2 separate regions of the Homo sapiens genome follow, and region 1 is linked to region 2. A link is a contact called in ENCODE Hi-C or POLR2A ChIA-PET data. All regions are on one chromosome and are shown on one strand. The core of a region is the stretch at or near the end of the contact, and the rest is flanking DNA. Distances in the headings are between cores, read along the strand shown. Region 1 overlaps FBXO21 (F-box protein 21). Region 2 overlaps SPRING1 (SREBF pathway regulator in golgi 1).

The links. A loop is a pair of places that touch in the nucleus more often than their neighbours do. ChIA-PET counts read pairs that join two places held with the same protein, here RNA polymerase II (POLR2A). Pooled maps may share reads with other maps.
Region 1: a loop to region 2 is called in a map of adrenal gland, with 5 times the contacts of the local background. The contact joins two enhancer-like sites. A Hi-C loop is called at or near these places in 15 of 168 maps with a recorded cell type or tissue (Calu3, HL-60/S4, adrenal gland and 10 more), 6 of 37 single-sample maps with no recorded cell type and 23 of 50 pooled maps. POLR2A ChIA-PET finds 5 or more read pairs at or near these places in 2 of 52 experiments (PC-3 and activated B cell).

What each region holds. Positions count from the first base shown.
Region 1 is chr12:117,137,627-117,144,319 of GRCh38, reverse strand. FBXO21 (F-box protein 21) reads left to right here. Exons shown (of 12, transcript NM_015002.3): 12 at 1-2,329. It overlaps TESC-AS1 (TESC antisense RNA 1), which reads right to left. Exons shown (of 3, transcript NR_120464.1): 3 at 2,831-2,929. Among named protein-coding and RNA genes, the nearest start is that of TESC-AS1, 42 kb to the right of the region's middle. RefSeq lists enhancers at 849-928, 329-1,528. Within about 2 kb of position 3,504, at least 3 of the 41 ENCODE cell types and tissues checked have a DNase peak (open chromatin) inside an H3K27ac peak, as active enhancers do.
Region 2 is chr12:116,707,152-116,713,599 of GRCh38, reverse strand. It overlaps SPRING1 (SREBF pathway regulator in golgi 1), which reads left to right. Exons shown (of 5, transcript NM_024738.4): 5 at 1-3,429. Among named protein-coding and RNA genes, the nearest start is that of SPRING1, 28 kb to the left of the region's middle. RefSeq lists enhancers at 4,249-4,428, 5,729-5,778. Within about 2 kb of position 3,662, at least 2 of the 41 ENCODE cell types and tissues checked have a DNase peak (open chromatin) inside an H3K27ac peak, as active enhancers do.

The sequences.
Region 1 (6,693 bases), core at 2,255-4,754, 430 kb before region 2:
TGGCCCGCCAAGGTTGGGAGGATTGTACACTACTTTCATTTAAAGGGGAAAGTTTGATAATACGGAATTAATTAATATGAATGAGATGCATTAATAAGAACCTGAGCATGCTGAGAGTTGCAATTGTTGGTTTTCTGGTTTGATTGATTTCCTTTTTTCTTAGACACATCAAAGTCAAGAAAGATGGTTTTACCTTTACTGACCCAGCTGTACATATGTATCTAGACTGTTTTTAAATGTCTTTCTTCATGAATGCTTCATGGGGCTCCAGGAAGCCTGTATCACCTGTGTAAGTTGGTATTTGGGCACTTTATATTTTTCTAAAAACGTGTTTTGGATCCTGTACTCTAATAAATCATAAGTTTCTTTTTAAAAATTTTCCAAAACTTTTCTCCATTTTAAAAAGCCCTGTTATAAACGTTGAACTTTCACAATGTTAAAATGTTAAATATTTGGATATAGCAACTTCTTTTCTCTTCAAATGAATGCCAAGATTTTTTTGTACAATGATTAATAAATGGAACTTATCCAGAGAAACCACGCAAATGGCCTGCCCAATTTCGTTTGAGGACAGAAAGCCCAGCCATGACTTGAGTAGAATGTCTCTCACCTCTCTTCGGATCTAAATATGAAAAGTATGTTCTGCTGAATTTTTCTGAGCATTGGTGAGCGGACAGCCTACCTGTAAACCATGACCTCCTTGCCAAACGTTAATTTTATCAGCTCACTAGTAACCTTTGAGAATTATCTGGTTGTCATGCAAAGATTGCACTTTCTGAATTATGTTAAAACACATGTTGTAAAATGAGAACTGCTCATGCTTTGAAAGAAAACCAGGTTCTTCGTGCGTTCTGTTGCCGTTGATTTGAATGGCTGTGCTGTATACGATGTGTCCAGAATGTCTTCAGAGCACTGTTTCCGTGTGATGTTACTACCTACTATGTGGGAGGAAAAAAGGTTATAGGTTAAACAAAGTCAATTGACTCTATGGTGGTGTTTCTCAATACCTGTGACGCACAGTACTGTGCGTCGTGACTTTCTAAGAGAAGTGTGCAGCGGGTGTGTCATCTTGATATATGAAACCCTGGAATTTCCCTCCCCTACACGCACGCACCGTCCCCGGGGGTCCGGTGTTTGCAGACATGCTTTGAAAAGCTGTCTCAGTGAGACATCAGTTATGTCCAAAATGAGTTTACCTTAGAATCAGACCGGTTTTGCCAGGCGTCATGTTTGCAAACATTATCCACCTAATCAGATTTTGAAAGGCCGGCTTTCATGTCGCCTGCCTGAGACTCATAACAGATCCCCATTATAAGCGCGTTTACACAGCAAAATGATTTTATTGAGAAAACCAGCATTAAGTACTGTTGCCGGCTCAGTTTTCCATTGCATACTATCTACTTAAAGTCCCGTTCTCATTTGTAAGTGTTCCGATCTTTCCCCACGGAGAAAACTGAGCAGAGCTGCCGTGTCGCAGGCTTTCTGCTGCTGATGTCGCATCTCTTTGCTTTCCCCTCCTTAGTCCATACTCCAAGTAAGTGAACTCAGACTACCAGCAACTTTTTAACTGAAAAGTATCTGTCCATGATGATCAAGATGCAGCTCTTCGTGTTTTTATTTTGTCTTTTTTTTTTTTTTTTTTTTTTGGAGGGAAGGAGAGACATCAACTGGACAAAATGCAAAATTTGGATGTGGGACAATTGCTTTTTGGAGACGTGAATAGCTGTACTGTACGTATTATTTTGTGTGGCATGCTAACTTTGAGCCGGGCACTGGCCTAATAAAGTCTTTGTAATCCTCCCAGCAATCCTATAAAGCAGACGCAGATAGTAAAGATTTTAGGCTTTGCAGGCCACGTACAGACTGTCACATGTTCTCTGTTTTTAAAAGTGTCAACAACATTCTTAGCTCAAAAACAGGCTGCAGGTGGGATGGTGCCCACAGGCCATAGTTGGCTGACCCCGGCTAGGGTGTAGGCACTTAGCATTCCACTGTATAAAGGGGAAACCCAGGTCATACTGCGTGTGCGTGGGTGGGAAGCCGGATGTGGAATACAGGTGGTCCCTGAGTCTCCAGGAACCACTGAGCTCCAGCTGTTCACACCCACACTCTGCGGCGCAAGCAACTACCTCGCCACGGTTTAGCCTTGGTCTAGCAGCGACTTTAACCTTGAATGTTGCATTTCTGAAAAATTTAGAATCTTGAAAGTAAAGGACGTCCCTCCGGTGAATAAAATTAGGCGCAATTATAGAATACATGTATTATGGCCACGTAGCAATGACTGTATTAGGGCTCTGCTAGTTCTGTAATAAATAGACCCGAAAAGCAACAATGGCTCAAACACCATAGAACGTTTTTGCTTCCATAATATTGGGCAGGGGAATGGGCTGGCAGGGCAGCCCTTATGCAGGCAGGCATCAGAGCAACCTGAGCCGTCCATCTCCATCCCGCCTGAAGTAGCGGGGAGCATGGAGGGCTGAGACCATCTGGGAGCTTCCATGAGCCAGGTGTGGAAGTGGCACCCCTTATGTCCACTCATTTTGCACGGAGGTGGGAAACGTCCAGTTGTGTTCTAGGAAAGGAGACAGAACACAGTGTGGGTGGAAGCTCTGGTCCACTGCACGGGCCACTCCAGTGTGCTCCTCCACCGCAGGAGACAGCCACGGACAGCTAAGCCAGGCTGTCCGTGGGGACGGACACATTTCTGCAGTCTCCGGCTCAGTCGCCCCTGCCTAAGTAGCACATAGAGGCAGTGGAGTTCCCTTCAGATGGCACTGTCTGTGTACACTCACGGTCTCCACCGCAGATGGCTGCAGCAGCGGGGAGCAGACCTCTCACCGCGTGGGTCACATGCACTACCTCTGCCTCAACAGCCAGATCTCAAGTGGCCGGCCACACCTTCGTTCCAGAGGAGGTGCCAAATGGTTTCCTGTGGGCCCGAAAGGAAGAGAAAAGGTTTGGTGGGCACAGACTTGTGTGTGCCTCACCCCCAGAGCCCTCCGCGGTCCCTGCATCCTACTCAGCCCAGTTTCCCTGGGCCGTGCAAGTTCCCTCCATCAGCCCAGCGTGGCGCCTCCGGGATCCCCCACCCCCAATTCCCATTAAGAGGTGAAGCAGGGACGGCAGCTGCAATAAGAACTCCCATTTGAGAAAAAGAAAGAATGAAACAAGTTGCTGGTCTCTAGCAGGGATGAAATCCCACTCGCGGGGGACCTTGGTAAGACCCCTGCCTTTGTCATGGCCGGGGGTGACGTTTCTTGCATAAGCCCTGACTCTGCTCTCCGGGAGGAACTCCCTGCCCTCTGGGAAGTTCTTCCTCAAATCTCATCCTCTCTGGTCTCCTCAGAAGTGGGTGTCGGGTGCATCCTGCCGGGGTGCTGGCCAACTTTCACACTCCACTTCCTGCTGGGTGCAGCTTTAGGGGCCTGTCCAAGACTTTTATTTACTTATTTGTACAACAAGCTTGCAATTCCTCTGGCAATGATTCCCTCTAAAGCTTAGCAAGCCATTAACCTATTGGTGCCAGCAATCGTAGCCAGCTTTATCACCTCTTGGCTCTCTCTTCCCCCTGACTTAACGTGGCTTAATGTGGCTGCCTTCATCTGATATTAACCAAAGGTGAGGCTCACTGCTTAAGTGAAAAATTTTTATTGTTATTTTTTGAGGCAGAATTTCGCTCTTCTTGCCCAGGCTGGAGTGTAGTGGCGCAATCTCAGCCCACTGCAACCTCTGTCTCCTGGGTTCAAGCGATTCTCCTGCCTCAGCCACCCAAGGAGCTGGGATACAGGCACGTGCCACCACCCTCAGCTAATTTTGTATTTTTAGTGGAGATGGGGTTTCACCATGTCAATCATCAGGCTGGTCTCAATCTCCTGACCTCAGGTGATCCACCTGCCTCGCCTTCCCAAAGTGCTGATTACAGGCATTTAACGGGTCTTTGTTGTTCGGTGATTTTCTTTGAGATGGAGTCTCGATCTGTCACCCAGGCTGGAGAGCAGCGGCACGACCTTGTACTCCTGGGTTTGATCAATTCTCCTGCCTCAGCCTCCCGAATAGCTGGGAATGCAGGTGTGTGCCACCACGCCCAGCTAATTTTTGTGTTTTTAGTAGAGATGAGGTTTCAGCATATTGGCCAGGATGGGTCTCGATCTCATGACCTTGTGATCCACCCACCACAGCCTCCCAAAGTGCTAGGATTACAGGTGTGAGCCACGCACCTGGCTTTTTTTTTTTTTTTTTTTTTTTTTTTTTAAGACGGAGTCTTGCTCTGTCGCCCAGGCTGGAGTGCAGTGACGTGATCTCGGTTCACTACAACCTCCGCCTCCTGGCTTCAAGTGATTCTTGTGCCTCAGCCTCCTGAGTGGCTGGGATTACAGGTATGCACCACCACTCCCAGCTAATTTTTGTATATTTAGTAGAGACGGGGTTTTGCCATGTTGGCCAGGCTGGTCTCAAACTCCTGGCCTCAAGTGATTCACCTGCTTCGGCCTCCCAAAATGCCGGGATTACAGGCGTGAGCTACCGGCGCAGCCGATTTTCATTCTCCTTTCCTGTTGGTGTGTAGAAGCAGTGGCCTTTTCCACACAGGACACCTGGGATTTCAGTCTCTTTTCCATTTTAGTTCTCAAACCAGCACATATTTACTTCACTCCTGTTTTTCTTGTCTTCCCTGGTGATAAACAACAAAGAGCCATCTACACACTGTATTCCTTGTCTCTTTTGGCTACTTTCTCTAGACTGGCCGCAGGGCCAGTGGTTCCACCTTGCAAACCGAAAGCAACAATTCTACCAAGTCTGACCCCGAAACAGAGCTCTCCAGCCTTCCGGCCTCCCCAGGAGGTGTTTCCTTGCCACTTGACTGCTAGGCTAACACCATAGAGTTTAGGGTTTTTATACAGTGGTGCCCCTCTCAATGGTTTTGTTTATTATTATTATTATTATCATTAAGTTTAAAGTGGGCTAATATTTCCATAGGAAGTTCTATTTCCTATTTGGCTGTGCAATTAAGAAAAAAAAACTGAGAACAATGATTCAAGTCTTTGAGAGTGGGAAGAGCTACACGTCATTTAGTAAATGCAGGGAAGGAAGTTGCATAGAATACAGAAAGGAGAAATTTTGGGAGAATGAACTAGGTAGTCTCATTATAGAATCCTTGCATGGTTAGAATTTCCAGCTGGGCACAGTGGCTTGTATAATCCCAACACTTTGGGAGGCCAAGGTGGGAGGATCACTTGAGGCTAGGAGTTTGAGATCAGCCTGAGCAATATAGCAAGACCCCCATCTCTACAAAAAATTTAGAAATTAGCCAGGCGTGATAGCTTGCGCCTATAGTCCCAGCTACCCAGGAGGCTGAGGCAGGAAGATTGTTTGAGGTCGAGGCTGCAGTGAGCTGTGATGGCGCCACTGCACTCCAGCCTGGGTGACGGAGCAAGACTATCTCAAAAGAGAAAAAAGAAAAAGAGAAAAAAAGAATTTCCACCTACTTTTTTTTTTTTTTTTTTTTTTGAGACAGAGTCTCACTCTACCACCCAGGCTGGAATGCAGTGGCACAATCTTGGCTCACTGCAGCCTCCGCCTCCTGGGCTCTTGTGTCTCAGCCTCCCGAGTAGCTGGGGCTACAGGCGTGTGGCGCCACACCCGACTAATTTTTGTATTTTTAGTAGAGATGCTGTTTCATCATGTTGCCCAGGCTGGTCTCGAACTCCTGACCCCAAGTGATCTGCCTGCCTCGGCCTCCCAAAGTGCTGGGATTACAGGCATGAGCCACCGCGCCCGGCTCTCCACCTACTTTTTAAATGAAAGAATTCTTATAGAAATGTTCATATTCAAGTTATTGAATTTGGGAGAAATTCATACTTTGAATGAAAGTTATGGTTTTCCTATTTCTAAACTATTATAATCTCTCAATCCTAGAATTCTTTAATAATCTACCAGTTTTTGTAGGACGATTTTCTTAGTTGTGTCTGTTACTGTGCAGAGGGCTCTGTGCCCAATATCTGTGCTGTCCTCCACCCCAAGGTTTCTCAACCTTTTTTCCAGTATTACCTGCTCCAGGAGCCTTTTTAGGCTATTTTTTTCCTAATCCACCCCCCGCCCCCCGAAATTGTTCTGACTTTTTTTTACAGAGATGACATTGATCTAATATGAAATTAACCATATCACTGGTATTTACTTCATGTACAATGTTGTCAGCCTCCACCTCTAGTTCCAAAAACATTTTCATCACCCTAAAATAAAACCCCCATGCCCATTAGGCAGTCACTCCCCATTCTTCCCTCCCCCAGCCCGTGGCACCCACCAGTCTGCTTTCTGTCTCTGGATTTGCCTGTTCTGTGCATTTCATGTACATGGAATCACACACGAGGTGGCCTTCTGTGCCTGGTTTCTTTCACTCAGCATCACGCTTTCAAGGTTCATCCTCTTTGTAGCATGTATTGGCACTTCATTCCTTTTAATGGCTAAATATGTATGGATACACCACATTGTTTTGTTTTTGTTCTTTTTATTTATTTAGTTATTTATTTTGGAGACAGAGCCTTGCTCTGTCGCCCAGACTGGAGTGCAGTGGTGCGATCTCGGCTCACTGCAACCACCGCCTCCTGGGCTCAGGCGATTCTTCTGCCTCAGCCTCCCCAGTAGCGGGGACTACAGTCACGCACCACCACGCTGGCTAATTTTTTGAATTTTTAGTAG
Region 2 (6,448 bases), core at 2,413-4,912:
GTATGTTTATCTGAACTATTTTCACCAATATATTCACCTAGTGTGTATGGAAGTGTCCATTTTTGTCATACCCCTGGTAACCCTGTGATATTATTTTTAAACATTTTGCTAATGGATCTCTGTTCTTGTTTGAATGTATTTAATTTCCAGCAGAATGAGCCCCATTCCTTATTTTGATTGGCCATTTATCATGTACATATGGTGAAATGCCTATTCGTGACTTAGCCAATGTTGTTTCTTTTTCTTACTGATTACTACAGTACATTTTTATATGAAAGCAGCCTTTGTCCCCTTCTCTTGTTTTTCAGCCCTGTGTTAGAAACAACTAAGCTCACATATTCACAAACCAACTTTTCCAGTTCATCTAGGGCAGTGGTGCTCAACAGGGGCAATTTTGCCCCCCAGGGAACATTTGGCAATGTCTGGAGACATTTTTGTCACAGGTGGGGAGGAGGGCAGTACTGTGGGCACTCGTGGAGGGAGGCCAGGGATGGTGCCCAACAGCCCCCACGACACAGAATTACCTGGCTGGAAGTGGGAGCCGGGTGGAGGGAGGGAAGCCCTGCTCTGGGGTCATATCTCCCCGTTAGATTGAACAGAGGAGCTCCTGGTAGCTGAGTGCTGACTTCATTATTTTTCCCCGCCCTTGCTTTCTACCCTGCTGAAGTGCTGCTGATTAAATTACCCTGAAATCCCCACAGGACACATTACTTCCTCACAGGTCTCTACTAGCCCAGCGCTGCCTCAAGGAATGGCATTATTCCTTTGCCACTGTGTCCTCACCGCACTCTTGGACTCCGCCGAATGCAGACACCCTCCTGTCTGCAGAAGGATCTGGAGGGGTAGAACGCTTCCCCTCTACGACGGATTGACTCCCCAGCACCTCACCAGCAGTTCTTTGAATGGAGTGGCTTTGGAGGTGGGAGTTGAGGAAGAAATGTGAGCCTGTCATTACAGGTTCTGTTTAGAAAACTAGTCATTCTACTAAAAAGGTATCACATAAGTAAGTAGGAGCAATAAAAACAAAGAAGATAGTGGGACTCCGAGAAGCTTTCCCCGCCTCTGGCCTGTTAGTCTATCGTTCGTTGGGCAAGGCTCTTCCAGTGTGTGACCTTTTGCGTGTTATCACAGCATGAGTGCAGTTTTGTGTACAGGCATCCCTATATTCAGCATGTATCTGCAACATGCCTTACCTCGTCTGCTGTCACAGAGCAAAGTGGAGCAAGTGGTCGCCGTTGGTCTGCACCTGAGCTGGGAGCCGAGTGGTGACGTGCATATGGGCCGACTGCGTCTCCACAGAACCTACTCAGTGATCTTCCTGTGTACGACTCAGTCCCTGATGTTGGAGTTGAACTGTAGGACTGTCTGTAAAATGAAAGTGCAGACTTTAATGTAGTAAAGAGAATGACTTGCCAGTTACAACCAATGAGCAAAGCAGTTAATTATTCAAATATTTTACCAAGAGTCCAGGTTTATTTTTTCTCAGGACTACACATTCTGTGAGACCAGAGGGACCAAGACATATCACTACCAGAAATGTGTTTTCATCAGCACTGCCAGAGGTTTTCATAGGGTAGTTTACTCTTGGAATTTTTAAATTCATACTTTTTTTTATGCAACGTGGGGTAGGTAAGCTTCTGATCACTGTGCACCCAGATTATCCCAAAATCGAAAGTGGTGTTGGCAGCCGGGTGTGGTGGCTCACACCTGTAATCCCAGCACTTTGGGAGGCCAAGGTGAGAGGATTGCTTGAGCCCAGAATTCGAGACCAGCCTGAGCAACATAGGGAGACCCTGTCTCTACAAAAAATAAAAAAAAGGAGCCAGGCATGGTAGTGCACACCTGTAGTCCCAGCTACTCAGGAGGCTGAGGCGGGAGGATGGCTTGAGTCCAGGAGGTCAAGGCTGCAGTGAGCCGTCATTGCGCCAGTGTGCTCCAACCTGGGCCACAGAGTGAGACCCTGTCTGAGGAGGGGAAAAAAGTGTTGTCTAAATGAGAAATCACCATTATCAGTAATTTAAGATTCCAGGCTATGTTGGTCACATCTCACTATTCTTTTTTTTTTGAAACGGATTCTCGTTCCATCGCCCAGGCTGGAGTGCAGTGGCACGATCTGGGCTCGCTGCAAGCTCTGCCTCCTGGGTTCACGCCATTCTCCTGCCTCAGCCTCCCGAGTAGCTGGGACTACAGGCGCCCGCCACCGTGCCCAGCTAATTTTTGTATTTTTAGTAGAGACGGGGTTTCACCGTGTTAGTAGCCAGGATGGTCTCGATCTCCTGACCTCGTGATCCGCCCACCTCGGCCTCCCAAAGTGCTGGGATTACAGGAGTGAGCCACCGCGCCTGGCCACATCTCACTATTCTTAAGGAAGAGAGAGAGCGAGAGAGAGTGTTGTCCTGTCCTGTGGGGATTGGGGCATTGTATTAAGTTGTACTGGGGGATGTCAAGATAGAAATGTTGAGTAAGTTACTACCTGAATAAATATTTGACCAGTTGATGCTAATTTGAATAGTAAATGTGATGACATTATATATTCTCAGGGATGTTTCCATACATTGGCTCTGTGTGTGCGTGTGTGTGTGTGTGTGTGTGTAACAAAAGCAGTATGAAGTATGTGAGCAATATCCTAATTTTATTGACAAGAGCACTGACCTTAATGACCTTGAGTAAATTACCCTCTCCGGCTTTGGTTTCCTCATTTGTCAATTAAGGGTGATGGCTAGCGTATCTTGCAGATCCAAATTCCAATTTTTGTAACAAGCCAAAAGTCCCCCTGGCTGTTAAAGCAAGACCAGAGCCCTCGTATCCCAGCGGCTGGGTCCCAGGCTTTTGATTTTCACAGGACAAATGTAGCCCAGCCATCTGGAGCCCGTTTTTCTCCAAACCAGGGCTTCCTCCTTCTCTCTTGCAGATTTCAACTGGGGCTCACCATTTTCTGCCTCTTCCTCCTCCAGTTTTAAAGAGACACCATATCCTTCTCTGCTGGGACCAACTTCCCATGTACTGCTGCCCTGCACCTGTGAAAACAGCTGCTGTGTTTTCTGTCATAAAAATAGCTGCCTTTTGGCAGAGAAGCACACAACGGTACTACGTTTCTGAGCCTTAATGCAGTGCTCAATTATTTAGGTGTGCTTCACCTGAGATACACAGAGCATCTTGGAACTCCTACTAAGCAGGGCTTCTACAGGCATTGCTCAGCTCAGTAAAAGGTTTTCCTTTCTCTGCTTTTGTGATTACCAGGCAGAAACCTTAAAATGTATGAACTTACAAAGAAATTAAATTGTGCCAAATTAGATTCCCAGCCCCTAGAGATAACCACTAATTAAAGTTCCGCTGGAGCGTTTTGCCTGTATTTTGTATATAAACGTGGATTTTGTATTTGTATGTAAATAAAGGTAGGACCCTGCTGTCCATATTATTTTAAAATAATTAGCTCCTGTTAGATTGATTTAATCCAATGATAGCGAATTCATTTGCAGAGCAGGCAAGCGCACTTTCCACTTCTATCATCCTGCCTGGAAGATTGAAGCCCAGTTAGAGGTTAAAACCCTTTCATAATTGCACAGGAGTTTAGCTTTGCCTGCTTTTTCCTTGTCTGATTTTATGCAGTGGGGAAGGAAGTCTTTTTGTTCTGCACAAATAAATTATAGGCATTTGTCGCGGCCGGAGTTGACCTGCATTAGGGATGCTGAAGAAACCTGTCACGGCAGGGTGTCTCTCGGCGTGACTCGACTTTCCTGAGAGAGCAGAGATCGGGAAAACTGCACTCCAGATCTCCTGAGCCTGTCATTTATTTTAGTGAATTGCTAAATGCAGAAATGTAAAATATAAAAAGGCTAGGGGAGGATCTGTGGACCGTCTTACTGGCTACCTGGTGTTGTAAGATTATTTGAGCTCAAGGCAGTCCACATTTCCCCCAGCACCAGCCAGCTCCGCCCTGTCAAGCTGCTGGTCTACATGGTGGTTTTCGAGGGTATAAAGGACTTCAGTTTCTAAAGATGTTCCTAAATGCTCCGTGGCATCTGCAGCAGGATGTCGGGAGCTGGAATCCACTGTGCTCTCTTCCCTAGGCACGTGCTGGACTCAGTTTCTCCCGGGAGGTTTGCATCTGGGCAGCACTTCAGGGCGTGCTCCTCGAGCTCCGTCCGTGGCATCCATACCTGCCTGGGCTGTGCCTGCAGCCTGCTAAATGCCAACCTGGAAGCCCAAGACAGATAGGCTTGGAGCAGCTTAGCAGCCGGCTGGGCTAATTTATTTGACACAAATCAGCTCATTGACCTGATTTAGCACGGGGAGGAACTACAGAGCCGAGTCACATGTGATCGTAAAGCCCTTTCTTCTCACTGCAGCCCTTTCAGACCTCGAAGGATGGCAGTGTAGTCAAATGACACTTGCGGTGCGATTTCAAGGGAAGGAGGAGAAGATGGAGAGATGGAAAGTGGAGAGCAAGGCAGCGCGGGTGGCACAGACACCGACAATTGCTTTCTGTGCCACTTGGTGGCACCAATGCCATAGGTTTTCTGTCCTCAATGTGATCGTTGTCTAGAGATTATGGGCCCCGTGCCTGCGTGGAGCTCTCTCTCCTGAAAACAATGAAGCTGTTTCTATAGATGAGAACCATCTGGTGGGGATGACAGATCAGGACTCTTTCCTGGGTCCGGGCGATTTTGTGAACAGGGACTCAGGAAAGTAGCCCTTGCAGAAGAGGGAACTGGGCATGCTGCTGGTGCAGAGAAGACCCAAGGCTTAAATAAATACTCACAGCTACCCCCTTCTTCCTCCTGCACCCTCCGCCAACACGAAAAGTGGGATAGGCCTCTTAACCATTCATACTCAGACAAAGAAAAACATTTATGAAGCACTTGCCATGTGCCACTCTGCACGTGCAGCGTCCCATCCCCATCTTCAGAGACCAGCATTCTTCTTTTGTGTGTGTGTGTGAGAGAGAGAGAGAGAGAGAGAGAGAGCAAGACAGGGTCTCACTCTGTTACCCAGGCTGGAGTGCAGTGGCGCGATCTTGGTTCACTGTAGCCTCAACCTCCCAGGCTCAAGTGATCCTCCCACCTCAGCCTCCTGAGTAGCTGGGACTGCAGGCACACATCATTACACCCAGTTATTTTTTAAAAATGTTTAGTAGAGATGGGGATCTCGATATATTGCTCAGGCTGGTCTTGAACTCCTGGGCTCAAGTGATCTGCCTGCCTCAGCCTCCCAAAACGGTGGGATTATTATAGGCGTGAGCCACTGCACCCAGCCAGGCATTCCTTTTCTTTTTTCTCTTGGAATGGAGTCCTGTCACCCAGGCTGGAGTGCGGTGGCGCGATCTCTGCTCACTGCAACCTCTGCCTCCCGGGTTCAAGCGATTCTCCTGTTTCAGCCTCCCAAGTAGCTGGGACTACAGGTGCATGCCACTATGCCTGGCTAATTTTTGTATTTTTAGTAGAGATGGGGTTTCATCATGTTGGCCGGCTGGTCTTGAAGTCCTGACCTCAGGTGATCTGCCCACCTTGGCCTCCCAAAGTGCTGGGATTACAGGGCATGAATCACCGCGCCCAGCCAGGTGTTCTTTTTTGTCATTTTATAGAGGAAGTCTCAGACGCTCAGGTTAATTTTAGCACAAGTTTACACCATGACATGGAGGAGCCACCTGCAACTCCAATCTGCGTGCAAGCAGGGCCGGGGCAGCGCGTTGCCTTGGCACGTTTTGATCACCCTTTGTTGTTTCCTGTGGGCAGGGGCTGTGCCTCAGTCTCTTATTTCTGGGCCCATTGGCCTGTCTATGAAAGGATGTCAACAGGATAATGCATGGGGTCCTTCCAGCCCTGGTATTCTAGAATTGTAGTTGGTGGCTTCTAGGACCTGGAAGGTGTTGCTTGAAACCAGTGCTGTTTAATCAGTGGGAGATTTTACACCACCCACTTCAAGCAATGTTTGAAGACATTTTGTTGTTGTTTTTGTTTCTTTGTTTGTTTGTTTTGAGACAAAGTTTTGCTTTGTGGCCCAGGCTGGAGTGCAGTGGCACAATCACTGCTCACTGCAGCCTCGAACTCCTGGGCTCAAGTGATCCTCCCATCTTAGTCACCTGAGTAGCTGGGACTACAGGCATGAGCCACCATGCCTGACTAATTTTTAATTTTTTTTTTTTTAGAGATGGGATCTTGCTGTGTTGCCCAGGCTGGTCTCCAATCCCTGATCTCAGGTGATCCTCCCACCTCAGCCTCCCAAGTAGCCGGGACTACAGGCCCATGCCACCACACCTGGCAAAAACCCATGCTGTTTAACCAGAGGGAGATTTTGCCCCCAGGGGATATTTGGCAATGTTCGAAGACATTTTTGATTGTCAAAAAATTTATGTGCAGGGGTGCTACTGGCATCTGGTGGGTAGAGGCCAAGGATGTTGTTCAACATCCCACAACACCCAGGACAACCAGCCCACAACAAAGAACTC